2 separate regions of the Homo sapiens genome follow, and region 1 is linked to region 2. A link is an interaction called in ENCODE POLR2A ChIA-PET data of the cell type or tissue named here. Cell type or tissue: OCI-LY7. All regions are shown on one strand. Links, peaks and the distances in the headings refer to the core of each region. The heading gives the core; the rest is flanking DNA. Region 1 overlaps SPAG9 (sperm associated antigen 9). Region 2 overlaps SPAG9 (sperm associated antigen 9).

What was found. ChIA-PET counts read pairs that join two places held together with the same protein. Peaks named below come from ENCODE experiments on the same cell type or tissue, not always from the same donor. Only the 100,000 strongest peaks of a DNase experiment are listed, where the experiment ranks them.
Region 1: POLR2A ChIA-PET joins it to region 2 with 10 read pairs; 11 of 35 experiments call an interaction of 5 or more read pairs at or near these places.

What each region holds. Positions count from the first base shown.
Region 1 is chr17:51,105,162-51,116,285 of GRCh38, reverse strand. The region is part of intron 1 of SPAG9 (sperm associated antigen 9); the gene reads left to right. Among named protein-coding and RNA genes, the nearest start is that of SPAG9, 10 kb to the left of the region's middle. In OCI-LY7, for the core only: no CTCF peak of the experiment used is centred there; a DNase peak (open chromatin) is centred at 3,405.
Region 2 is chr17:51,021,191-51,037,377 of GRCh38, reverse strand. SPAG9 (sperm associated antigen 9) reads left to right here. Exons shown (of 30, transcript NM_001130528.3): 6 at 5,656-5,697; 7 at 16,013-16,187. Among named protein-coding and RNA genes, the nearest start is that of SPAG9, 92 kb to the left of the region's middle. In OCI-LY7, for the core only: no CTCF peak of the experiment used is centred there; a DNase peak (open chromatin) is centred at 7,347; H3K4me3 peaks cover 574 bases; H3K27ac peaks cover 525 bases.

The DNA of each region.
Region 1 (11,124 bases), core at 22-8,021, 83 kb before region 2:
TCACTTGAGGTCAGGAGTGTGGGACCAGCCTCGCCAACATGATGAAACCCTGTCTGTACTAAAAATACAAAAATTATCTGGGTGTGGTGGTGGGTGCCTGTAATCCCAGCTACTGGGGAGGCTGATGCAGAAGAATTGCTTGAACCCGGGAGATGGAGGTTGCAGTGAGCTGGGATCGTGCCTCTGTACTCCAGCCTGGGCAGTAGAGTGAGACTACCTCTCAAAAAAGAAAAAAGAAAAAAAAAAGAAACTTCTGAAAAGTAGACATACGAGTTTAAAGAACCTTTAGGAATTTAGTTCTTAGTGATTCTGTGGGTCTTTTATGTTATCACTGTTATTCTCAAAGTGAGAGCTCATTTAGCATCATTCAGTAGAGGGAGATTACACATAAAAACGAAGAGGCATTGTCTTCCTTCCTTTTCTTTTTCTTTTCTTTTCTTTTCTTTTCTTTTTTTTTGAGATGGAGTTTCTCTTGTTGCCCAGGCTAGAGTGCAATGGTGCCATCTCGGCTCACTGCAACCTTCGCCTCCTGGGTTCAAACAGTTCTCCTGCCTCAGCCTCTCAAGTAGCTGGGATTACAGGCATGCGCCACCACGCCTGGCTAATTTTGTATTTTTAGTGGAGTTGGGGTTTCTGCATGTTGGTCAGGCTGGTCTTGAACTCCTGACCTCAGGTGATCCGCCCGCCTTGGCCTCCTAAAGTGCTGGGATTGCCACTGTGAACCACCGCGCCTGGCTCCTTCCCTCCTTTTTGAGATAGACTCATACATGCAGAGAATGGACTGAAGAGAGAATATCTTTACTGGGAATGGATTATGTGATTTTGTGTCTGCTTTTTTGTGGCCTTTTGCTTTAAAAAAAAAAAAAAAAGGATGAGTTCAAGCCTGGGCAACGTAGTGAGACCCCTCTTCCCCAAAAACCATAAAAAAAATTAGTTGGGTGTGATGGTGTGAGCCTGTAGTCCTAGCTACTCAGGAGGCTAAGGCAGGAGGATCACTTAAGCCCAGGAGTTTGAGACTGCAGTGAGTTATCATGGCCACGGCACTCCAGCCTTGACAACAGGGCAAGACCCTGTTTCTTACCAAAAAACAAAACAATAGGATGACTGAATGCAGAGGTGAGAGACACTACTGAGAATTTTCTAACTTGTTCCCATGGAATCAGCACTTAAAGCAGTAACAAAATGATTTTTGTTTAAATGGAGACTTTTGACACTTCTTGTCTTTGGAAGTGTATGAACATGGGACCCGTAAGACTCATGGGCAGGAAAATAGGTATTGACATTCATTGTTCTTGTTTTAGTGTTCTCATTCATTCATAATTTTTTTTTTTTTTGAGACAGAGTCTCACTCTGTCACCCAGGCTGGAGTGCAGTGGCACTATCCCAGCTCATTGCAACCTCTGCCTCCCAGGTTCAAGCAATTCTCCTGCCTCAGCTGCCTGAGTAGCTGGGATTACAGGTGTGCACCACTACACCCGGCTAATTTTTGTATTTTCAGTAGAGACAGGGTTTCACCATGTTGGCCAGGGTGGTGTAAAACTCCTGACCTCAAGTGATTCATCTGCCTCAACCTCCCAAAGTGCTGGGATTACAGGCGTGAGCCACCACACTTGGCCCACACTTGATATTTTATTTTTTAATTTTATTTATTTTTGAGACTGAGTTTCACGCTCTGTTGCCCAGGCTGGGGTGCAGAGGCACGATCTTGGCTTACTGCAACCTCTGCCTTCTGGATTCAAGCAGTTCTTCTGTCTCAGCCTTCTGAGTAGCTGGGATTATAGGCATGAGCCACCATGCCCAGCTACTTTTTGTATTTTTAGTAGAGATGGGGTTTCACCATGTTAGCCAGGCTGGTCTTGAACTCCTGACCTTGTTATCTGCCTACCTTGGCCTGCCAAAGTGTTGGGATTACAGGCATGAGCCACCATGCCTGGCCCATTTTTTAAAAAATTTATTTTTGAGACAGAGTCTTGTGCTGTCGCCCAGGCTGGAGTGCAGTGGTGCGATCTCAGATCACTGTAACTCCCACCTTCCAGGTTCAAGCAATTCTCCTGCCTCAGCCTCCCTAGTAGTTTGGGATTACAGGCACGCGCCAGCACGCCCGGCTAATTTTTGTAGTTTTAATAGAGAAGGGGTTTCACCATGTTGTCCAGGCTGGTCTCAAACTCTTGACCTCAGGTGATCCCCCTGCCTCGGCCTCCCAAAGTGCTGGGATTACAAGCGTGAGCCACCGCACCTGGCCTAAAAAACACATATTTTAATATTTTTATAGATCTTTTGATTGATTGATTGAGACGAGATCTCACTCTGTTGCCCAGGCCAGAGTGCAGTGGTGTAATCCCGGCTGACTGCAACCTCTGCCTCCTGGGTTCAAGCGATCCTCCCATCTCAACTTCCGGAATAGCTGGGACTACAGGATCATGCCGCCATGCCTGGCTAATTTTTGTATTTTTTGTAGAAATGGGTTTCCCATGTTGCCCAGGCTGATCTTGAATATTTGGGCTCAGACATTCCTCGCACCTCAGCCTCCCAAAGTGCTGTGATTACAGGTGTGAGCCACTGCACCCAACCTATTTTCTTTTGTTGTTGTTGTTTTTTTTTTTTTTGAGATGGGGTCTTGCTTTGCCACCCATGCTGGAGTGCAGTAGCGCGATCTTGGCTCACTGCAACCTCTGCCTCCCGGGTTCAAGCAGTTCTCCTGCCTCATCCTCCTGAGTAGCTGGGACTACAGGTGCTCACAACCACACCTCGCTAACTTTTGTATTTTTAATAGAGATGGGGTTTTACCATGTTGTCCAGGCTGGTATTGAACTCCTAACCTCAGGTGATCCACCTGCCTTGGCCTCCCAAAGTGCTGGGATTACAGGTGTGAGACACTGTGCCCGGCCAACCTATTTGCTTTTTCTTTTCTTTCTTTTTTTTTTTTTTTTTTGATATGGCATTTCACACTTGTTGCCCAGGCTGGAGCGCAATGGTGCGATCTCAGCTCACTGCAACCTCCGCCTCCCAGATACAAAGGATTCTCCTGCCTCAGCCTCCTGAGTAGCTGGGATTACAGGCATGTGCCACCATGGCCAGCTAATTTTGTATTTGTAGTAAAGATGGGGTTTCTCCATGTTGGTCAGGCTGGTCTCGAACTCCCAACCTCAGGTGATCCGCCGGCCTCGGCCTCCCAAAGTGCTGGGATTATGGGTGTGAGCCACCACGCCCGGCAGCGGCCAACATTTTTTCATATTTTTAAAAATACCATTTTTTTTTTCTGAACTGTTTGTTTTTGTGATTTTTTTTTCCTTTGGTTGGGTTTTTTTTTTTTTCTTTTTTTTAGAGATGAGGTTCAGGCTGGAGTGCAGTTGTGCAATCATGGCCCACAGCAGCCTTGACCTCCAGGGCTCAAGTAGATCCCACTTCCTCAGCCTCTGAGCAGCTGTGACTACAGGCATGCGCCACCATGCCTGGCTAATTTTTAATTTTTTTTGTAGAAACAGGGTCTCGTTATGTTATGCAAGCTGAACTCACTATGTTGCCCAGTCTGGTCTGGAACTCCTGGGCTCAAGTGGATCCTCCTGCCTTGTGGATCCTGCCAAAGTTTTTTTTTTTTTTTTTTTTTTTTTTTTGTTGAGACAGAGTCTGGCTCTGTCGCCAGTCTGGAGTGCAGTGGAGTGTCTTGGCTTGCTGCAACCTCCACCACCTGGGTTCAAGCGATTCTCTTGCTTCAGCCTCCTGAGTAGCTGGGACTACAGGCGCGCGCCATCACACCCAGCTAATTTTTGTATTTTTAGTGGAGATGGGGTTTCACCATGTTGGCCAGGATGGTCTTGATCTCGACCTCAAGTCATCTGCCTGCCCCAGCCTCCCAAAGTGCTAGGATTACAGGTGTGAGCCACTGCGCCTGGCCTTTTTTTTTTTTTTTTTTTTGTAGAGATGGGGTCACACTGTGTTGCCCAGGCTTGTCTTGAACTCCTGGCCTCAAGACATTTTCTTACCTCAGCCTCCCAAAGTGTTGGGATTGTAGGTGTGAGCCACCACACCTGGCCATGGTTAACGATTCGAATAATGTTCACACTGCCCCTAGCCAGAGTAGATAGAGATATGCCCCTGCACCTAGTCATTCAGACACTTTCTGAAATGAACAATCTATGTTTGTTTTCTGGCGGGAGTGGGATGGGAAGGGGTATGGTTGTTGCTTTATGAAATAATAATTTGTTAGTTAATTATTACTTAAGCTCCTAAGACATTTTTTTTTAAAGACAAAGACTAGCTCTGGATTAAGACATCTTTTTTTAAATTTGAGATTTCTGAATGTGAATATCTAAATGAGATACCATTATGTGTCCCTGCTGTAGTGACACTCATATTTTTATTTAGTTAAAAATCACAAAAGAACGCTACGCATGGTGGCTCATGCCTGTAATTTCAGCACTTTGGGAGGCCGAGGTGGTGGATTGCCTGAGGTCAGGAGTTCAAGACCAGCCCTGACCAACATGGTGAAACCCCGTCTCTACTAAAAATACAAAAATTAACTGGGCATGGTGGCGGACGCCTGTAATCCAAGCTACTCCGGAGGCAGAGGAAGGAAAATCACTTGTACCTGGGAGGCGGAGGTTGTAGTGAGCCAATATCTTGCCATTGAACTCCAGCCTGAGCTACAGAGTGAGACTGTGTCTTCAAAAGAAAAAACAAAACAAAAAAAAATCACAAAAGAGGACACCAAACTGGGTATAGTACCAAACTGGTTCAGAGGGTAGATTAGTAGATTGACTATTCACTGGATTGCTGAAGTGTGTGCCATAGGTCACACATCCAGTTCTGTGCTTGAGAGAGTACAGGATTCCTGCTTCTTGAAATCTTTACCTTACCTTTAACTACATGCTGCTTACTTATGTTGTACTGAACTTTGCTTCTCAGGAGAACTGATGTTAGAACCTACCCAAGTTATTTTGCTCTGCTCTGCACTCAATGAATACAGCTGTTATCTAAATAAGTTATTAGGTTGTGGTCAGAAATATCTGCATAGACCAGTTTAATAATGTATGTAATGTTATATATATTTAAAAAGCTGTTATTTGGAAATGGGTATATATAAGTTCTGTTTTTTACTTTGAAATCTTGACCAGTGATATTTGATTATTGCTTTGAACATAGCACTGTGTTTTCTTTTCTTTTTTTTTTTGAGACGGAGTCTTGCTCTGTCACCCTGGCTGGAGTGCAGTGGCGGGATCTCGGCTCACTGCAACCTCCGCCTCCTGGATTCAAGCGATTCTCCTGCCTCAGCCTCCCGTGTAGCTGGGACTACAGGCGCCCGCCACCACACCCGGCTAATTTTTTGTATTTTTAGTAGAGATGGGGTTTCACTGCGTTAGCCAGGATGGTCTCAATCTGACCTCGTGATCTGCCCGCCTCGGCCTCCCAAAGTGGTGGGATTACAGGCATGAGCCACCCACCCGGCCATACTGTGTTTTATTTTCTTAAGAATTACAGCATTCAGTAGTTTGGCATAATAGGCACACCCAAAAATGTGTGAGGTGAACCATGGGAATTTATATATTAATGTAATAGAGAAGTACCAAGTTGAGGGTATAGAATTTTATTTTATGTTATTTTTTTCGAGACAAGGTCTGGCCCAGGTTGGAGTGCAGTGGTGCGATCTTGGCTCACTGCAACTGTTGCCTCTTGGGCTCAAGCCATCCTTCCGTCTCAGCCTCCCAAGTAGATGGGACTACAGGTGTACACCACCACGCCCAGCTAATTTTTGATATTTTGTAAAGACGGGTTTCACCATGTTGCCCAGGCTGGTCTCGAATTTGTGAGCTCAAGTGATCTGCCTGCCTCGGCCTCCCAAAGTGCTGGGATTACAAGCGTGAGCCACCACGTCCAGCTAGGGTTTTTTTTTTTTTTTTGTAAGGTTAGTAAACTTTTTCAGTAAATCCACCACCACCCCTCCCAGCTTTTTATTAGGTAAACTTTCAAACATATAGAAAAATGGAAAGTACATTTGTCATTTGTATACCCACTATATAGATTCAGTAGTTGTTGTTTTATTTATCTGTCTGTATATGTGGATGTGTGGGTGTGGATACACATATACACACATACACATATTTAATTGCTGAACCATTTTAAATTGCAGACATACTTTGCCCCTCAGTACTTAACATATTTAAATTACAGACATTATGATACTTTGCCTCTCAGTACTTAACATATTTATCTCCTAAAAAATGAGAATATTCTGCCATATAACCACCATATTATTTACGTTTGAGAACATTTCCAAGGCCGAGTGTAGTAGCTAATGCCTGTAATCCCAGCACTTTGGGAGGCTGAGGTGGGCGGAACACTTGAGCTCATGAGTTGAAGATCAGCCTGGGTAACATAGCAAAACCTTGTCTCTACAAAAAATATAAAAATTAGCGTGGTGTGGTGGTGTGTGCCTATAGTCCCAGCTACTTGGGGGGCCGAGGCAGGAGGATCGCACCAGCCTAGGAAGTCAAGGCTGAGGTAAGATGTGTTCATGCCACTGTGCTCCAGCCTGGGCAACACAGTGAGACTCTGTCAAAAAGAAAAGAAAAGAAAAAAAAGAACCTTTGTAATATCATCTAATATTAATTTGAATTAATTTTTAAGAGCACAGTATGTGTCAGTTATTATATAGCTAACTAGCTTCTTAATATGTTTATAATGAATTAATGAAACTCATCTGGGAGGAAGTGTTTGCATTTTAGTTACTTTTCTATAAGAAATTTAAATTTGAGGCCGGACGCAGTGGCTCACGCCTGTAATCCCAGCACTTTGGAAGGCCGAGGTGGGCAGATCACGAGGTCAAGAGTTCGAGACCAGCCTGACCAACATGGTGAAACCCCGTCTCTACTAAAAATACAAAAATTAGCTGGGCATGGTGGTGTGTGCCTGTAATCCCAGCTACTCCGGAGGCTGAAGCAAGAGAATCACTTGAACCTGGGAGGTGGAGGTTGTGGTGAGCTGAGATCGTGCCACGGCACTCCAGCCTAGGCGACAGAGCAAGACTCCATCTCAAAAAAGAAAAAAGAAAAAGAAAAAGAAATTTAAATGTGAAATATATAAAACGGAATTAAAATTGGCTAATTTTGTTTTAAAATTAGCACATTGGCCAGGCGTGGTGGCTCATGCCTGTAATCTTAGCACTTGGGGAGTCTGAGGCGGGCGGATCACCTGAGGTCAGGAGTTCGAGACCAGCCTGACCAACATGGAGAAACCCTGTCTCTACTAAAAATATAAAAGTAGCTGGGCTTGGTGGTGCACGTCTGTAATCCCAGCTACTCAGGAGGCTGAGGCAGGAGAATCGCTTGAACCCAGGAGGCTGAGGCAGGAGAATCATGTGAACCCGGGAGGTGGAGGTTGCAGTGAGCTGAGATCATGCCATTGCACTCCAGCCTGGGCAACAAGAGCGAAACTTTTGTCTCAAAAAAAAATAAAAATAAATAAATAAAATTATCACATAAAAACTATTATGGACCAGGCACAGTGGCTCATGCTTATAATCTTAGCAGTTTGGGAGGCCAAGGAAGGAGGATAGCTTGAGCCCCAGAGTTCCAGAACAGCCTGGGCAACATAGTGAGACCGTATCTTTACAAAAAATAGAAAAATTAGCCGAGTGTGGTGGTATGCACCTGTGGCTCCAGCTACTTGAGACGCTGAGGTGGGAGGATCCCTTGAGCCCAGGAGGTTGAGGTTGCAATGACCCCTGATTGTGCCACTGCACTCTGGCACACAGCACCACTTGCTCTGGGTGACAGAGCAAGACCCTGTCTCAAAAAGAAAACAAATTATTTTTCCCCTTTTTGAAACTTTGAGATATAGAAATACAGAAAATGACCCTATATTTAATATTTTTGCTAGTAACTATTTTTTTTTTTTTTTTTTGAGACAGTCTTTCGCTTTGTCACCTAGGCTGGAGTGTAGTGGTGCAATTTCATCTCACCACAACCTCTGCCTCCTGGGTTCAAGTGATTCTTGTGCCTCAGCCTTCTGAGTAGCTGGGACTACAGGTGCCTGCCACCACACCCAGCTAATTTTTGTATTTTTAGTAGAGACGGGGTTTTGCCATGTTGACCATGCTGGTCTTGAACTTGCAACCTCAGGTGACCTGCCTGCCTCAGCCTCCCAAAATGCTGGGATAACCAGCACCAGCCACCGCCCCATGGCCATCTTTTTTTTTTTTTTTTCTTAAATCATGTATTTCCAGGATATCTTGTTTCTGACTTGTTTACCTACTCTGCCAGGGTTATAGAGCCTGAGAAATTCTTTTACCTGCTGATAAGATTTCCTCTGGGGTATAGGCCTGGAATTTTTATGATTCTGGATTCTATTACTGCCCCCCTCCCTTTTTTTTTTTGAGACAGTGTCTCATGCTATTGCCCAGGCTGGAGAGCAGTGTTGCAATCAGAGCTCACTGTAGCCTCAACCTCCTGGGCTCAAGCTATCCCCCTACCTTAGCCTCCCAAGTAACTGAGATTATAGTTGTGAGCCACATGCAACATCTATTATTGCCTTTTTTTTTTTTTTAACCTTTTTTTTGATGGAGTCTTGCTGTCGCCCAGGCTGGAGTGCAATGGCATGATCTCGGCTCACTGCAACCTCCACCTCCCGGGTTCAAGCAATTCTCCTGCCTCAGCCTCCCGAGTAGCTGAGAGTATAGGCGCGTGCCACCATGCCCAGCTAATTTTTGTAGTTTTAGTAGAGATGGGGTTTTACCATATTGGCCAGGCTGGTCTCAAACTCCTAACCTTGTGATCTGCCCACCTTGGCCTCCCAAAGTGCTGGGATTACAGGCGTGAGCCACCGTGTCTGACTATTATTGCCCTTTAAAGTGTGTTTTCTCTTGTTCTTCCTGCAGTTTTAATTAAATTAATTAATTTTTTTTGGTAGGGATGGGGGTCAGACTATGTTGCCCAGGCTGGTCTCAAACTCCTGGCCTCAAATGATCTGCCGCCTTGGCCTCCCAAGGTGCTGGGATTGCAGGTGTGAGCCACTGCATCCGGCCTTCCTGCAGTTTCTTTTAAAGAGCTGGACAGGAACTTTATGATTCTCTAGTTCTACCTTATCCCATTCCCCCAAGTAGGTGGAAAGATAAACAGAAACATAGATGCTTAGAAAGAACAAATATTTATTGAGCCAGGCTCTGTTCTTTTTCTTTTTTTTTTTTTTTTGAGATGGAGCACTCGCTCTTGCCCAGGCTAGAGTGCAGTGGCGGGATCTTGGCTCGCTGCAACCTCCGCCTCCCGGGTTCAAGCGATTCTTCTGCCTCAGCCTTCCAAGTAGCTGGGACTACAGGCGTGCACCGCCATGCTTGGCTAATTTTTGTATTTTTAGTAGAGACGGGGTTTCACCATATTAGCCAGGCTGGTCTTGAACTCCTGACCTTGTGATCTGCACACTTCAGCCTCCCAAAGTGCTAGGATTACAGGCGTGAGCCACTGCACCCGGACTTTTTTATTTTTATTTTTAAAAATTAAGACAGAGTCTTGCTCTATTGCCCAGACTGGAGTGCAGTGGCTTGATCTTGGATCACTGCAACCTCCGCCTCCCAGGTTCAAGTGATTTTCCCACCCTAGCTTCCTGAGCAGCTGGGATTACAGGCACCTGCCACCACACCTGGCTAATTTTTGTATTTTTGGTAGAGACAGGGTTTCACCATGTTGGCCAGGCTGGTCTTGAATTCCTGACCTTGAGTGACCCACCTCCCTTGGCCTCCCAAAGTGCTGGGATTACAGGCATGAGCCACCGCGCCTGGCAGAACAAGGCACTGTTCTAAGCCCTGGGGATGTAGCCACTAATGAAACAGACAAGGAAGGTAGCCTATCTTGTCTTGGAGTTTACATTGCAATAAACAATAAGCAAACCAGTTAATTACAGATTGTGATAGATGTGATGGGATAAAGACTAGAGTGGCAGGTACTTTATTTTACTTAAAAATTTTTTTAAATTTTATTTTATCTATTTATTTTGAGACACGGTCTTGCTCTGTCACCCAGGCTGGTGTGCAGTGGAGTGATCATAGCTCACTGCAGCCTCGAATTCCTGGGTTCAAGTGATTCTTTTGCCTCAACCTCCTGAGTAGCTAGGACTACAGGTGTATGCCATCATGCCCAGCTAGTGTGTGTGTGTGTGTGTGTGTGTGTGTGTGTGTGTGTGTGTGTGTGTGTGTAGAGATGGGGGTCTTGCTGTGTTGCCCAGGATGGGCACTTGAACTCCTGGCCTCAAGTGATCCTCCTGCCTCTGCTTCCCAAAGTGCTGGTATTACAGACATGAACCACTGCGCCTGGCCATAATTTTATTTTTTTTAACCAAGCAAGCAGCAGTGAAGAGGTAGGCACTTTAGATGGAACAAACAAGTTAATAAAGGTTAAGCTTTAAGTGTTTTTTCTTTTTCTCTTTTTTTTTGAGACAGCCTGCTCTGTCGCCCAGGCTGGAGTGCAGTGGCGCAATCTCGGCTCACTGCAAGCTCCATCTCCCGGGTTCACGCCATTCTCCTGCCTCAGCCTCCTGAGTAGCTGGGACTACAGGCGCCCGCCACCATGCCCAGCTAATTTTTTTGTATTTTTAGTAGAGACGAGGTTTCACTGTGTTAGCCAGGATGGCCTCGATCTCCTGACCTCGTGATCTGCCCACCTCGCCTCCCAAAGTGCTGGGATTACAGGCTTGAGCCACTGCGCCCGGCCAAGCTTTAAGTGTTTTTTCAAGCTACTGGGGAAGAAAAGGGAAGAAGAAAAGGTTAAGCTGCTCTTTCAGCAAATAATTCATTTCATCTCATAAGATAATTATTTAGATCTGAAACTTTAGATACATATTCAGAGTGTCTCCTACTCATTATTCTTGAACATTCAGAAAAGTTAGCTCTCATAAATGCCTGTCTTGTTTTCTATCTTATTCCTTCTCATACTTGATGTCTCAGCAGTGTTTTTTGGCTACTTCTTCCTTTGAGAAACATTACATTTAGTTTGTTTGACTTTGAAATTCCTTGGCTTTCCTCTTACCTACGTGACCATTCTGTGGATTCTTCTTACTCAGATGAATGTTGTGCTCCTGGGCTTTCTTTCTAAGAATTTCTATTCCCAGGGGTTCAATTTACCATTTGTTGATTATTAC
Region 2 (16,187 bases), core at 3,702-11,701:
TCCTGGGACTACAGGCTTGAGCCACCGCGCCCGGCCTATTTTTTATGTATTTTTAAAATTTATTCCTCTAGTGTCAAGCGACTCTGTCTCTACAAAATATTTAAAAATCAGCTGGGCATGGTGGTGTGCGCCTCTAGTCACTGCTACTCAGGAGGCACAGGCAGGAGGATCAACTTGAGCCTGGGAGGCTGAGGCTATAGTGAGCCATGATCATGCCACTGCACTGCAGCCTGGGTGACAAAGTCCTTGTCTCAAGAAAAATAATGAATAATAATAGTAATAGTCATGGGCTAAGACTGAGAATGGACAAAATGTTAAGGTGAGACAGTTAATCTTACTGAATTATATTCACAAAGAAGCTACAAATGAAGGAATTGGAAAACAAAAGGCCAAGTATAACCAAGACAGTCCTGAAGAACAGTAAGTATAAGAACTTGCTCTACCAGGTATTAAGATTTACTATAAAGCGTAATTATTAAGGTGGTATAGTATTGCTTCATCTTCCCTTTCTCTTTCCTTTCTGCACAATTTAGTTCTAAAGCCACCAGGCAGGGCAGAGGAAGGTAAGGCTTTCCATGGTGCTTAGGAGCAGGGGTGGGGTTGTTATCATAACCTAAGCAAAGTTACAAGGGTAATCCATATGGGGTAGCCTGGTGTAGAGAGTCAGGGCCCCAGCAACATTAAGGACATCCCTGCAGGATGGCAGCCAGGCTTGGGGGTACAAGACCCTAAACAGGATGATGAGAGCCTCCCCAAGGAGAGGTCCCAGGTATAGAGTGTCAGAGCCTGAGCAGATGAGGAAGGCAGCATCTGTGTGTGGTAGGGGGAGAGGGGGCTGGAGTGGAGAAGAAAGAAGATGCATGGGAAAAGAAGGGCATTAGTGGAGGGCTGTAGTGGCAGAGAAGAGAGACCGTAAGAGACTTGAGCGCTGAAAGTCGAGGCACAAAGGGAGTTTTAGAATGGAAGAAGATGTCAGCAGGGTCAGCTGGTGTGGGGAAGTCAAGTAGAATGAGGACTGAATTTGTAAATTTATAGGTGTAGATTTGAGCAGTTTAAGTTGTAGGGCCAGTAACAGGAGTAACTGTAAATCATAAAAAGAGGAAATAACATGTGTAGACTACTCAAAATGGTGATTGTGGTGGGAGGAGAGAAAAAGGATAACTTGAGGTGGAGATTGGCAGAGCAGAGGGAAAAGTATAGAATGGGAGAGACTGGGTTGTTGCTATGCTTACAAGAAGGGTTCAATAGAGAGAAAAATTGAAGACAAGGGAGTGAAGAAAGATAATTGATGTATCAGAATCTTAGAAGAAGGGCAGAGGGGAAGGGATCACATATCCCAGCTGCAATTCAGATCTCCTTCGTTGCTGAGACAGCTTCATTTTTCCTAGTCTTTTGCTGTTACAAATAATACTGTGGTAAATAACCATCCAAGGCCTAGAAAGCATCATGAAAATTATATGGCTGGCATAGAACATGCACACACATGTATGCATGTGTATACATATGTACTCCAAAAAAGTATTTTTTTCTTTGAAGAGCATCCTTGGTTGTTGATTATTAGTAGAATGTGACCTTTAGATCTGAGAAAAGCAATTTTAACTAACTAAACCAATTGGATAGACACCTACTTGTGAAAATTTTAGAGAGTTCTCATAAAATCACATGACTTGTGATACTTTAGTAAACTGCTGTGAGAAGCTCTTGTTAGCAGAGTTTGGTATGTAAAGCCAGTCAATGTGTGCTGCATTCTTCAGGGGATGTGCTTAGCATGCAGAACAGGAAATGTCTAAACAGAGCCAGCATTCTTGTTGAGAGAATTTTCCATCCTCCTCCATTTGTGGTTAAGTTCTGAAATTGTTCCTATTTCTTTAGTTTCTACAAGCTTTAATCTCTATAGTAGTTGAATCATATCTATTGTTATTTGCAATTCCTATTATAAAATGCATATGTAATTTAAAAAGTTAAAGTTCGCAGTTTTAAATAACTTTTTTGAAGTAATTTTAGACTTACAGAAAAGTTGCAAAAATAGTGCAGAGTTCCATATACCCTTCACGCAGCATCCCCTGATGTTAACTAACCATAATACAATCATCAAAGCTATGAAATTAACTTTGGTACAATACTGTTAGGTAAACCTGTATTCGAGTTTTACCAGTTTTTCCACTAATATCCTTTTTCCCTTCCAGAATCCAGCCCAGGATCCCATATTGCTTTTTTAAAAAAAATTTTTATTACAGACAGGGCCTCACTATGTTGCCCAGGTTGGTCTCAAACTCCTGGCCTCAGGTAATCCTCCTGTCTCAGTCTGCCAAAGTGCAGGGATTATAGGCATGAACCAGCACACCTGGCTTCCACATTGCCTTTGTACATTATGTCTCGCCAGTGTTCCCAGTGTGTAACAGTTCCTCAGTCTTGTCTTGTCTTTCATGACCTTGAGACTTTTGAAGAGTACTGGTTAGTTGTTTTGTAGAATGTCTCTCCCTTTGGGCTTCTCTGATTTCTCATTATTAGATTGAGGTTATGTATTTTTGGCGAGAATATAACAGAATCTAGTATCTTGGTGTGGATATACTTTGAGACTGTGCAGATACCCTGTTTCTGCTCAAACTTTCATTCACTGATTTTAGCATCCACAGTGGATTTTGCCTACAACAATTATTAGTAAAATATTGCTAATAGTTATTTTCTATTTTCTTCATTCTACATTTATTAATTGGAATTCTTCTATCAGGGAGAGTTGTCTTCTTCCCTCCTTCCCTCCAGTCCAGTTTGAATTCAAGGGATATATACATATATTATTCTGTGGGCTATGCGAACCTATCATTTCTTTGGTTTCTCAAATTTTTCTAGCTTTGGACATTGAGAGCTCTTTCAGGTTGGCTCCTGTGCTCTTTTGACATACCCCATCCTTTTTTGAATGCTTTCTTCCTTATTGGCACCATAAGATGCTCTAAGCTGTTGTATTTTCCCTGCCCCACTCTTAAAAATTGGACTACTTCTCAAAGGAGCTCTGGCACATTTTTTGGGAGAAGTGTATTTAGGAACCAAGATCTAGGCATTATTCATTCATTTACTTCTGGTTTGGGTTTTTCCATTAGTTTATACCTCCTTTATAGAATTTTGTATTAGTGTGCCTACTAGGGTAAAATAAAAGTAGAGTTTTAAGAAAAAAATGGATTATGTGTTGTAATATTTCATATTGTTTTGTTTATGACAGTGGATAAGGAATTTGTTCTATAAACTCAATTTTTGCTTATAAGCTTTTTTCCTCACATATATCTTCATGTGATAACTTTAGGAACCACCTATAGGTGACTGTTAGGGTTTGGAAGGAAAAAAAGGGTAAAGATTCTATTGTGTTGTATGTTGACCAAGATGCCTATTATGTATGTTGAGAATAGAAACTGATAAAGATGTAAATAAGCAGCACTTTCAAAATGGCGGTGTTTAAAGCTTGTATTTTAAATGTGACTTCATCTGAGGTAATTGGCACATAGGTATTTATTAATACTTACATTTACTGTTTAAACAGACTTTTAGAATAGGAGAAGTTGTTTAACATTTTCTACTGAAAAAATTACCTTTTTCACTCAAAAAAATTTATTGATGCTCACTGTGTTAGGCACAATGCCATGTACTAGAAATGTTGTTAAGGTGCTCAGAGGTCCAAATATTTTCTAAAAGAGGCCTTTATAATTTCTTTTAAAAAGTTATTTTACTACTCAGGAGGCTGAGGTGAGAAGACTGCTTGAAGCCACGAATTCCAGGTTGCAGTTCACTGTAATGGTACCTGTGAATAGCCACGGCACTTCAGCCTGGGCAATATCGCAAGATCCTGTGTCTAAAAAATTATATTAATTCAGTTTCACAATTTTTAGTAATACTGAAGAATGTGGAGTAGGAATGGGAAGTTTCTTCAACCCTAAATTTCATTTTTTCCCCCAGTCATTGTAAATAGTTGATGTATCCTTGGCCTTTTTCTTTACAGGTGCACATAGATATAATATCTTTTTAAGATAAGTGGGTTTATAAGTGTTTTCCTGCTGCTTGCTTTTTTTTTTTTTTTTCATTTAATGACATAGCTTGACAATCTTTCTACTTTTATATAGAGAGAGCTACCCAAGTTTTTACCTAGTTTTTGATGAAGAGAATGATTAAAGATGATGAGAATCTAGAATCAAAGATCTTATAAATAAACATTAAGTGCTCTTACCACCAAAAAAAGTATGACGTGCTAGATATGTTTATTGGCTTGACTGTGGTGATTGTTTCACAATGTGTATTAAAAAAATCACCTTAACTATATGCTGTATTTGTCAGTTATATCTCAATAAAGCTAGGGGAAAAAAAAAAACCACATCTGTTAAAGAAGAGGCAGTCTGATTCCTACAAAGTGAATCATGCCTTGTTAATCTGTGTATTTTGTATTTTTTATTTTTTTTTGAGATGGAGTTTCGCTCTTGTTGCCCAGGATGTAGTGCAATGGCGTGATCTCGGCTCACTGCAACCTCCTCCTCCTGGGTTCAAGCGATTCTCCTGCCTCAGCCTCCAGAGCAGCTGGGATTACAGGAGCCCGCCACAACGCCCAGCTAGTTTTGTATTTTTAGTAGAGACAAGTTTCTCCATGTTGGTCAGGCTGGCCTTGGACTCCCGACCTCAGGTGATCCACCTGCCTTAGCCTCCCAAAGTGCTGGGATTACAGGTGTGTGCCACTGCGGCCGGCCTAATCTGTGTATTTTTAAGGGCATAACTGAGAGCTAGCAGCCTTTCAAAAAGACTTTGATGAATTTCCAGACCAAGAGTATTTGAAACTGTTGCTTTGTATTTAAGAGAAACACATCCGTCTCATAGAGGGAAAATGTATAGATAGAAATAAAGAATATGAATAAATAGATTTTTATGAAAAAGGATTTGGGACTGGGCACATGGCTCATGCCTGTAATCCCAGCACTTTGGGAGGCCAAGGAAGATGGATCACTTGAGCCCAGGAGTTCAAGACCAGCCTGGGCAACAAGGCGATACCAAATCTCTACTAAAAATACAAAAATTTATCCAGGCATGGTGGGGTACACTTGTAGTCCCAGCTACTTGGGAGGCTGAGGTGGGAGAATCACCTGAATCCTGCGAAGTTGAGGCTGCAGCAAGCCGTGATCGTGTCACTGCACTCCAGCCTGGACGACAGGAGTGAGACCGTGTCTCAAAAAAAATAAGAAAAAGGATTTGGATTTTGGTGATCCTTTGATCATTAGTGTTATCTAACTAATTCAGAAATGATAGAAGGAGGTGTGATAAACATTTCTGAGTATGCTGCACTGGATTATTAGCATGTTAAATAGTCAAAGGGACTGGAATAAACATCAGGAAGATTTCATAAAGTGGTGTAAGTAGAAAAAAAAGGTTAAACAATGAGCTGCATGTTGATAAGTATAAGACACTGATCCAAGTGGTGGCTTCTGAACCATGATATTACTTAAACTAGAGTGTTAAGGTCAGCTTAAGTCAAAATAAAACAAAGCTTCCAAACCCTCATTTTAAACACAGTAGATAATAGATGAATCTTGTATCTTGGGAGATAGTACAAGCCAAAGTTACAGCTGTGTTAAAACCTAGTAAACACATAATTTTTTTCTCTTTTATAATCTTCCCTCTTCCTAGGTCAGCAATAGTCCTGAACCTCAGAAGGCTGTAGAACAGGAGGTGAGAATGGTGCTTCTTAACATTTTGCAAAAAGTATACTAAAGTGATTAACTATTGATTACTTCCTCAACTGCTATTCTCAAGACATCAGATGCTCAGCTTGGAAGACTATTGTTGTAATTCACTGAAATATAAAAGAAAATTATTTCCACTGTAGTGGTTGTCAGGGCTTTACTGCAATCTGTAATTTATTCCTTCCCCAAAGTAAGCATTTTTAAATAAAGGAAAGAAAATATAAGTAAATTCTGTGAAATTCAGCCTGTTTGCATTTATCCAGCTCTATGTAATGGTATACTTTCCAGAAATACCTTCTTCAGGGCATAATGTATGTAACTTGTATTTGTCCTGAATGTGGCCTAGTGTGTCATCTTACAGTGGACTGCTTCCTTAGTTTAATAGAGTTCTTCATCTCCAGTCAGGGCACCATCCAGCTTTATTCATCAAACATCTGTTAAGAGCCTACTACAGGCCAGGTGTGGTGGCTCATGCCTGAAATCCCAGCACTCTGCCCAGGCAGGCGGATCACTTGGTCAGGAGTAGGAGTTCAAGACCAGCATGGCCAGTATGGTGAAATCTTGTCTCTACTAAAAATACAAAAATCAGCCAGGCATGGTGGCAGACACCTGTAATCCCAGGTACTTAGGAGTCTGAGGCAGGAGAATTGCTTGAACCCGGGAGGTGGAGGTTGCAGTGAGCTAAGATGGTGCCACTGCCTTCCAGCCTGGGCAACACAGCGAGACTCCATCTCAAAAAAAAAAAAAAAAAAAGCCTGCTACATGTCAGGCTTGATATGCTGGGCACTGGGGATAACAGGATATCTGTGACTTTCTCCTACGTGCTAGGTCAGGGGTTGACCTGGGTCCATGGAAGCCCTCTAGCATCAACAGTGAAACAGTATCCTCTTCCTTTGAAATATACTCAGAGTTAGGACATTCATACCTTTCCTTTAATAATTTGAATTCTCTTGAAGCTACCATTCTGTTTACACTTAGATGGATTTTACCTAAATGTGAGTATCTAGAGTTAAGGTTTTTAGTGTTTCCTTTGGGTCACAGACTCTTAGGAGTCAAATTATTTGAAACTCTCCAGAAGAATGTATGTACACACCATTTTGTAACTCTTTTATGCCACATAGCTGTAAATCAAAAGAGTTTTAAGAACCAATGCTTTAGAGACTTACTTTTACTTGGGGAGAAAGAAATGTAGGTATAAAAGTATATTTGTGTTAATAGTGAGGGATCCTATGTGGGGCTAGTTACTTGTTTGTAGTTTTGTCTTTATTTTCATTTGGCTTAAAACCCTCAAATCTAAGAGACAAACTTAGGTAGCAGAGTTGCTTGCCTTTATATGACTTATTTCAGAAGTTAGGCTACTCAGGAAAACACTACATTGGCATGTAGTGTCTGTAAGTTGAACTGAATGGGATAATTCATTTTCTCTAGTTGTAAACATAGTTTATAGTCTGTTAGAAAATAGTTATGCTGCAATGCCAGATAATCCATGACATATATATTCTGTATAGCACTAAGCACATGGTGCATTTGGTAAATGGAACAACTGAAAATATTTTGAAGAGCTTATAGACTTTTAGCCTGATATTTAAAACCCATAAGAAAATGGCACAAAGACCAGATTGCTTTTACTGCAGTATCTCAAGTGAAACTGAAAGTAATGACGTTTATTTTGTGTGTGTGGTAAAAACACATAAAAATTACCATCTTATGACCTCTGATGTGGTCTCCACAGGGAGGAAAAAAATGACCATTTTAACCATTTTTAAGTATATAGTTCAATAGTGTAAGTATACAGTTCAATAGTGTTATGTATATTCATATTATTGTAAAACAGCACCAGAGCTTTTTCATCTTGCAAATCTAAAACTCTGCACTCATTAAATAATAACTTCCTTTCCAACTACTGTAGCCCCGGAAACTACCATTTTACTTTATGTTTCTATGAATTTGATGTCACATATTAAATACCGCACATAAATAGAATTATGTAGTGTTTGTCTTTTTGAGACTGGCTTATTTCATTTAGCATAATGTCCTCAAGGTTCATTCATGTTATAGCATGTGACAGAATTCCCTTCCTTTTTAAGGCTGAGTAATATTTATTTGATTGTATGTGTACACCATATTTTGTTTATTTATTTGTTAATGGACATTTGGGTTGGTTTCACCTTATGGCTGTTACGAATAATGCTTTTGTGAATACATACCCAGAAGTGAGATTGCTGGATGATATGGTAGTTCTATTTTTAATGTTTTTAGGAACTTTCATACTGTTTTCCAGAGTGGTTGCATCATTTTACAATCCTACCAACAATGCACAAGTGTCTAATGTATTCACATCCTCTTTTTCTTGATAGTGGTCATCCTGATGGGGGCCAGGTGATGATATCTCATTGTGGTTTTGATTTGCATTTCTCCAGTGATTAGTGGTGTTGATCATCATTTTATATGCTTTTTGGCCATTTGTGTTACATCTATTTTTTTTCAAAGCACAATTTAAATATGCACAGACATGCCATTCTTTTATATGCACTTCCAAATCTTGTACTAGCTTTTTGTGAACATTCTCTAGTGACATGTACACCTATGATGTGGCAGTTCCCTAAAGGCTCTAAAGGGGAAAATGGGGCTATAAAATAAATATGTTAGAAAGAGACTTGATGACTGCGTAAGTCTCCATGTTTGCCACCACTCATGCCATTGAAAAAGATATCTTAATGATGTCAGACAATAGGATTTGATAGGCTAGTGGTCATTTGCAGTCAAGAGTATTAGCCAAAACAGCACAACCTGGCAAGTGACCTGTAAAGTCTAATATAAAATAGGAATTTGCAGTGTCAAGAAGCCACAGATTGAATGTGAAATGACAGCATGCAACTCCCCTGGAACTTTATGTTGAATGATTCATAATAAATGCTTTTCAATTAGGACCTCTTAAGAATTTTCCCTTGTTTGCATACATAGTCATGTGTCGCTTAACAACAGAGATACATTCTGAGAAATGTGTACTTAGGTGATTTTGTTGTAGGAACATCATAGAGTGAATTTACCCAAACCTAGACAGTATAGCTTACTACACACCTGAACTATATGGTATGGCCTGTTGCTCTTAGGCTGCAACCTGTGCAGCATGTACTGAATATTGTAGGCAGTTGTAACACAGTGGTAACTATTTTGTGTACCTAAACATAGAAAAGATACAGTAAAAATACAATATGAAAAATTTAAAATGGTATACCTCTATAGGGCACTTACCATGGATGGAGTTTGCAGGACTGCAAATGCTCTTGGTGAGTCAGTGAGTGAGCAGTGAGTGAATATGAAGGCCTAGAGCATTACTGGACATTACTGTAGACTTTATAAAATGCTGTCCACTTAAACTATACTACATTTATTTAATTTTTTTCTTCAATAATAAATTAACCTTAGCTTACTGTAACTTATTTACTTTATAAACTTTAAATTTTTTTACCTTTTTGATTTTTTTGTAATAATGTTTAGCTTAAAACACAAACACATTGTATAGCTCTATGAAAATATTTTCTTTATATCCTTATTCTATAAGCTTTTATCTATTTAAAAAAAATTTTTTTTTTTTTTGCTTTTTAAACTTTTTTGTTAAAAACCAAGACACACACATATTATTAGCCTTGGCCTACACAGGGTCAGGATCATCAATGTCAGTATCTTCCACCTCCACATCTTGTCCCACTGGAAAGTTTTCAGGAGCAATGACACACATGGAGCTATCACCTCCTATGATGACAGTGCCTTCTTCTAGAGTACTTCCTGAAGGACCTACCTGAGGCTGTTTTATAGTTAACTTTATTATTATTTTTAAGTAGAAGGAGGAGTATACTTTAAAATAACAATGAAAATTTTAGTAAATACATAAACCAGTGACATAATTGTTTATCATTATCAAGTATTATGTACTGTATAGAATTGCATGTACTATACTTTTATACACCTGGCAGTGCAATAGTTTTGTTAACACACTAGGGCATTGCACTGGGATATTATGACAGTTGCAACATCACTGGGCAACAAGAATTTTTCAGCTTCATTTTAATCTTATGGGACCACCACTATATATGCTGTATGCTGTCTATTATTGACCAAAATGTCATTATGCAGATGTGGCACATGATCGTATTATCTTATGAGTGTACTGTTGACCAAAAGTAGTATATTTTAATTTTTAACAGGTCAATGATTTTTTTTTTTTTTTTGAGACAAGGTCTTGCTCTGTTGTCCAGGCTGGAGCGCAGTGGTATGATCTTGGCTCACTGCAACCTCTTCCCCCTTCTGGATTCAAGTGATTCTCGTGCCTCAGCCGCCCAGGTAGCTGGGACTACAGGCATATGCCACTACACCCAGCTAATTTTTGTATTTTTAGTAGAGATGAGTTTTCACCATGTTGGCCAGGCTGGTCTCAAACTTCTGACCTCAAGTGATCCACCTGTCTTGGCCTCCCAAAGGGCTGTGATTACACACATGAGCCACTGTGCTTAGCCTCATTCTGTCTTTAGTTGGAGGCAGTTAGTGAGGTATAATGCAAGAATATTGTGCCCCTGGCCAAATACTTTGTCCGATTTCCCATCTAAGTGCTTTTCTGCTAATCTTAGAAGCTTTATGTCACCACTGCCTGGGATACCAAGAAGAAAGACCTCTTTCAAAAATGGTTTCCCGGCCGGGCGCAGTGGCTCACATCTCTAAACCCAGCACTTTGGGAGGCTGAGGCAGGCGGATCACCTGAGGTCAGGAGTTCGAGACCAGCCTGACCAACATGGAGAAACCTCGTCTCTACTAAAAATACAAAATTAGCTGGGCATGGTGGCGCATGCCTGTAATCCCAGCTACTCGGGAGGCTGAGGCAGGAGAATCACTTGAACCTGGGAGGCAGAGGTTGCGGTGAGCCAAGATTGCGCCATTGCACTACAGCCTGGGGCAACAAGAGCGAAACTTCGTCTCAAAAAAAAAAAAAAAAAAGAAAAGAAAAAGAAAAGGGCTCAACCCCTAAAATCAGAGCTTTTCCCTTCTCAGCTCTCATGCTGTATCTCTGGGATCTAGTTGTCAGAAATATAGCCCACACATTGGGCTATTTTAAAGAGTGTAAAATATTTTTATGTGGTAAGTATAAAAGGGAAGTAAGTTACATATAAGTAAATTTCATTTTATTTGGATAGCCTAGGATAAATTTAAAACATAATTTTCTTCTAAGTAGATCTAAATTAACCACTTCCTTGTAGCCTGAAACCTTGGGATTGCTGAGGTATCATGGTCCCTTTCCTGTTTTAGGTTCAGCTCTCTCCTGGTTATTTTTTTTTTTTTTTTTTTTTTTTTCTCTTTTCACCCCATGATATCTAGACTGTCTCCTGGTTATTTTATTTCATGCTCCCAGATCCACAAATGAATTTGGAAAGTAGGCCTTTGCCACACTTCATATGTTGTGAACTTTTAAATTACTAAATACAATTTTTTCTGAGGTGAAAATAACCTGCCTTTTGTGGGGAGTGGGGGACTGGAATAATAAGGAGGAAGAAGAAATAATTTCTCTATATTTAAGAGGTAAATGAGAATTCCAAGATTGACCTCAAATTATTTATTTTTGACATAGTTTCAAAGGCATATCACTTTCTCATATAGATGAACTCAATATTCTCTAGGGCTTTCTGAATCCGCCGTCTTAATGGGTTTTAAGTGCTTTCATCAACACTGTTTATCAGAAATACAGACTGTTTATTTTATATTTTTTAATGTGTGTTACGTTTGAAACTTTTAAAGAATGAGAATTCATGTACATGATAACATGGGTGCAATCTGAGCTCACTGCAGCCTCTGCCTCCTGGGTTCAAGCGATTCTCATGCTTTAGCATTCCTCGTAGCTGGAACTACAGGCGTGCACCACCATGCTGGGCTAATTTTTGGCATTTTTAGTAGAGACAGTGTTTCACCAGGTTTCCCAGGCTGATCTCAAACTCCTGGGCTCAAGTGATATGCCCACCTCAACCTCTCAAAGTGCTGGGATTACAGGCATGAGCCGACCGTGTCCAGCCAAATACCACTTATTTTTTAATCGAGTATACATCAAAGCAAAGACAATGCAAATGGTGCTCAGAGGGACTTGTAGTTGTTTTCACTATCAATCTCTTTGGCTCCAGAGGTGTTAAATACTGTCAGTTTTTTTTTTTTTTAATTAATACTGTCAGTCTTTTTGACTCAACTCCAAACAAATGAATTTGCTGGAATTAGTAGGTTTCTATCAGATACTTTTATATTTTATATTGGGTGCCAGTTACCAATTCAAGAAAATAGCATTTTTTTTTTTTTTTTTTTTTTTTTTTTTTGAGACAGAGTCTCACCCTGTCACCAGACTGGAGTGTGGTGGCACAATTTTGGCTCACTGCAGCCTCCGTCTCCTGGGTTCAATGATTCCTCTGCCTCAGCCTCCTGAGTACCTGGGATTACAGGCATGTGCCACCATGCCTGGCTAATTTTTGTATTTTTAGTAGAGACGGGGTTTCCCCATGTTGGCCAAGCTGGTCTGGAACTCCTGACCTCAACTAATCCACCTATCTCGGCCTTCCAAAGTGCTGGGATTACAGGCGTGAGCCACTGCACCTGGCCAATTTTTTTTTTTTTTTTGAGATGAAGTCTTGCTCTGTTGCCCAAGCTGGAGTGCAGTGGCGCAATCTTGCCTCACTGAAACCTCTGCCTCCTGGGTTCAAGCGATTCTCCTGCCTCAGCCTTTTTTATTTTATTGTGGTAAGAACATTTAATATGAGATCTACCCTCTAAAAATTTTAAGTGTACAATACATTATTATTGTTTTATGTGATGGGATCTTGCTGTGTTGCCCAGGCCATTCAAGCGATTCTTGTGCCTCAGCCTCCGAAGTAGCTGGGATTACAGGCATACATGAAGTATTGTACAATTTTTTTTTTTTTTTTGAGACAGAGTCTTGCTCTTTTTGCCCAGACTGGAGTGCAATGGTGCAATCTCAGCTTACTGCAACCTTTGCCTCCTGGGTTCAAGTGATTCTCCTGCCTCAGCCTCGCTAATAGCTGGGATTACAGACGTGTGCCGCCACGCCCGGCTGATTTAGAGACGGAGTTTCTCCATGTTGGCCAGGCTTGTCTCGAACTCTTGACCTCAGGTGATCTGCCTGCCTCGTCCTCCCAAAGTGCTGGGATTACAGGCATGAGCCACCACGCTTGGCCAAAGTATTGTACTCTTAACATGGATATGCTATTTTATTTTTATATGTTGTGTAAAATATATTGTACAATATATTATAATTAATATGTACAATATACTGTAATTAATAGTGATACAGTATTGCAACTGCCATTAAAATGATGTTGACATCAGTGTGTAATTTTATCACTAATGCTTTTCCTTTTTTGGAGAGAGTCTCGCTCTATCCCCCAGGCTGGAGTGCGGTGGTGCGATCTCAGCTCACTGCAACCTCTGCCTCCCGGGTAGCTGGAATTACAGGCACCTGCCACCATGCCTAATTTTTGTGTTTTTAGTAGATTACGGGTTTCGCCATGTTGGCCAGGCTGGTCTCAAACTCCTGACCTCAGGTGATCCGCCTGCCTGGGCCTCCCAAAATGTCGGGATTTCAGGCGTGAGCCACCGAGCCTGGCTGCTAATGCCTTTCGTATTGTATTTTCAAATTTTCTATTTAGAAAAATCGGCTGGGCGCAATGGCTCACGCCTGTAATCCCAGCACTTTGGGAGGCTGAGGCCAGCAGATCGCTTGAGGCCAGGCATCTGAGACCAGCCTGGGCAGCGTGGCAAAACTCCGTCTGTACCAAAAATACAAAAAATTAGTGGGGCATGGTGACGCACGCCGGTAATCATAGGTGCTCAGGGGACTGAGGCACGAGAATCGCTTGAGCCTGGAAGGTGGAGGTTGCATTGAGCTGAGATTATGCCACTGCACTCCAGCCTGGGTGACAAGAACGAGACTCTGTCTTAGAAAAAAAAGAAGAATTTCATGTACGCCTGGAAAAATACGATTTACTTAAATATTTCCCAATTATTTGCAGAGGAGCTAGAGAGATTATTTATTGATAATCGGTGACTCTTTATTGCCTTTTAAAAAAATTGTGACTTTCTCTGGGCAAATTTATTTCTTAACCAATTTTTAAAGTACTTTAGAATAAATTACTCAATTAAAATTTCTTTTAAATTACTTCTATTTGTAGGTTGAACTTTCTGATGTTAGCCAAGGTGGATCTAAAGCTACCACTTCAGCATCAATAGCTAAATCGATGTGGCAATAATTCCTGCTGATACTCCCTTAAGGGAATTATATATAGTATATATAATTTATAATTAAAATATTATAAATTAATAAATTATAAAAATATATAATTATGTATTATAATTATACTAATAGTTACTATTATAATAGTTATAAATTATAAAAATATATAATTATGTATTTAGAATTATACAAATAGTTACTATTATAATAATAGTTAATATTTTAAATTCTTAGTATGTGTGAAACACATTGCTAAGCCATAATGTAGAATAACTTAATAAGAATCTTAAGAAGTAGATACTGTTATCTATATTTTACAGATGATAAAACAAAGGTTTAGAAAGAATACATTACTTACCCAAGGTCATACATTTAGTGAATGATAAATTCACTTAATTTACCCTAACCCTGATTTATTATTATTATTATTATTATTATTATTATTTTGAGATGGAGTTTCACTCTTGTTGCCCAGACTGGATGCGATCTCAGCTCACTGCAACCTCTGCCTCCCGGGTTCAAGTGTTTCTCCTGCCTCAGCCTCCCGAGTAGCTGGAATTGCAGGCATGCGCCACCATGCCCGGCTAATTTTTTGTATTTTTAGTAGAGACAGGGTTTCTCCATGTTTGTCAGGCTGGTCTTGAACTCCCGACCTCAGGTGATCCGCCTGCCTCGGCCTCCAAAAGTGTTGGGATTACAGGCGTGAGCCACTGCACCCGGCCTATTGTTATTATTATTATTATTATTATTATTATTAGTGGTGGTGGCTGTAAACTTTTTGTCAGTTTCTCTTTTCTTAAAACCTGGGTGCTCCAAAAGAACTGCTTCATTTTTGATAGCCACTGGACAATTGTTTATAATTATTTTGGAGCTGCAAACCCCTTTGAATATCTGATAAAAGCTATGATTCTTTTCCCAGAGAAATACATTGTACACAAATTTTTGCATACAATTTCAATTTGCATATACCTCTTGAAACCTATCTGTAGATCCTATAATAGTGATCAAATTTCAATGAGTATGTAACTCACCTGGATTGCTTGTTAAAATATAGATGACCTATTCTCACTGCCCAAAGTTTGGTGCATTAAGTCTGGAGTTGGACTTAGACTCTGTCTACTCCTCCCTACTCCCTACTCTTTTCTCTTTTTTCAAAGAGACAGGGTCTTGTTGGGCTCAAGGGATCCTCCCGCCTCAGCTGGGATTACAGGCATGTGCGTGGCTGGAATCTGCCCCCTCTCCCCGCTTTTTTTTTTTTTTTTTTTTGAGATGGAGTCTAGCTCCGTTGCTGAGGTGGGAGTGCAGTGGCGTGATCTCAGCTCACTGCAACCTCCGCCTCCCAGGTTCAAGCAATTCTCCTGCCTCAGCCTCCCAAGTAGCTGGGATCATAGGTGCCTGCCACCATGCCTGGCTACTTTTTGTATTTTTAGTAGAGACGGGGTTTCACCATGTTGGCCAGGCTGGTCTCGAACTCCTGACCTCGTGATCCGCCTGCCTCGGCCTCCCAAAGTGTTGGGATTACAGGTGTGAGCCACGGCGTTTTAACAAGCACTTCAAGCACTTCAAATGATTTAGATGCAGGATATTTTAATACCACACTTTACAAAGATACCCGAGGTTAAGAATTTGGTTATTCTACTTCTGTTTTAGATCAGCTATTACAGAGTATGTGTTCTAAATGTTCTAAAGTAGGTCTTTATTACCAAGTGACTGTACAATATTGCAATTGCCATTAAGAATGATATTGACATTAATGTATAGTTTTATTGCTAATAATTCTTTTATTTTCAAATTTTCTGTTTAGAAAAATATCATTTGAAAAAATACAGTTTACTTAAATATTTCCCGATTATTTGCAGAGGGTCTAAAGAGAGTACTTACCGGTAATCAGTGGCTCTTTATTGCCTTTATTTTGGAAAAAAAAATAGAACTTTCTTTGGTAGATTTATTTCTCAACCCATTTAATGTGGTTTAGAGTAAATTCGTCATTTAAAATTTTATTTTAAATTATTTTTATTTGTAGGATGAGCTTTCTGATGTTAGCCAAGGCGGATCTAAAGCTACCACTCCAGCATCAACAGCTAATTCAGATGTGGCAACAATTCCTACTGATACTCCCTTAAAGGAAGAAAACGAAGGATTTGTGAAGGTTACAGATGCGCCAAATAAATCAGAGATAAGCAAACACATTGAAGTAC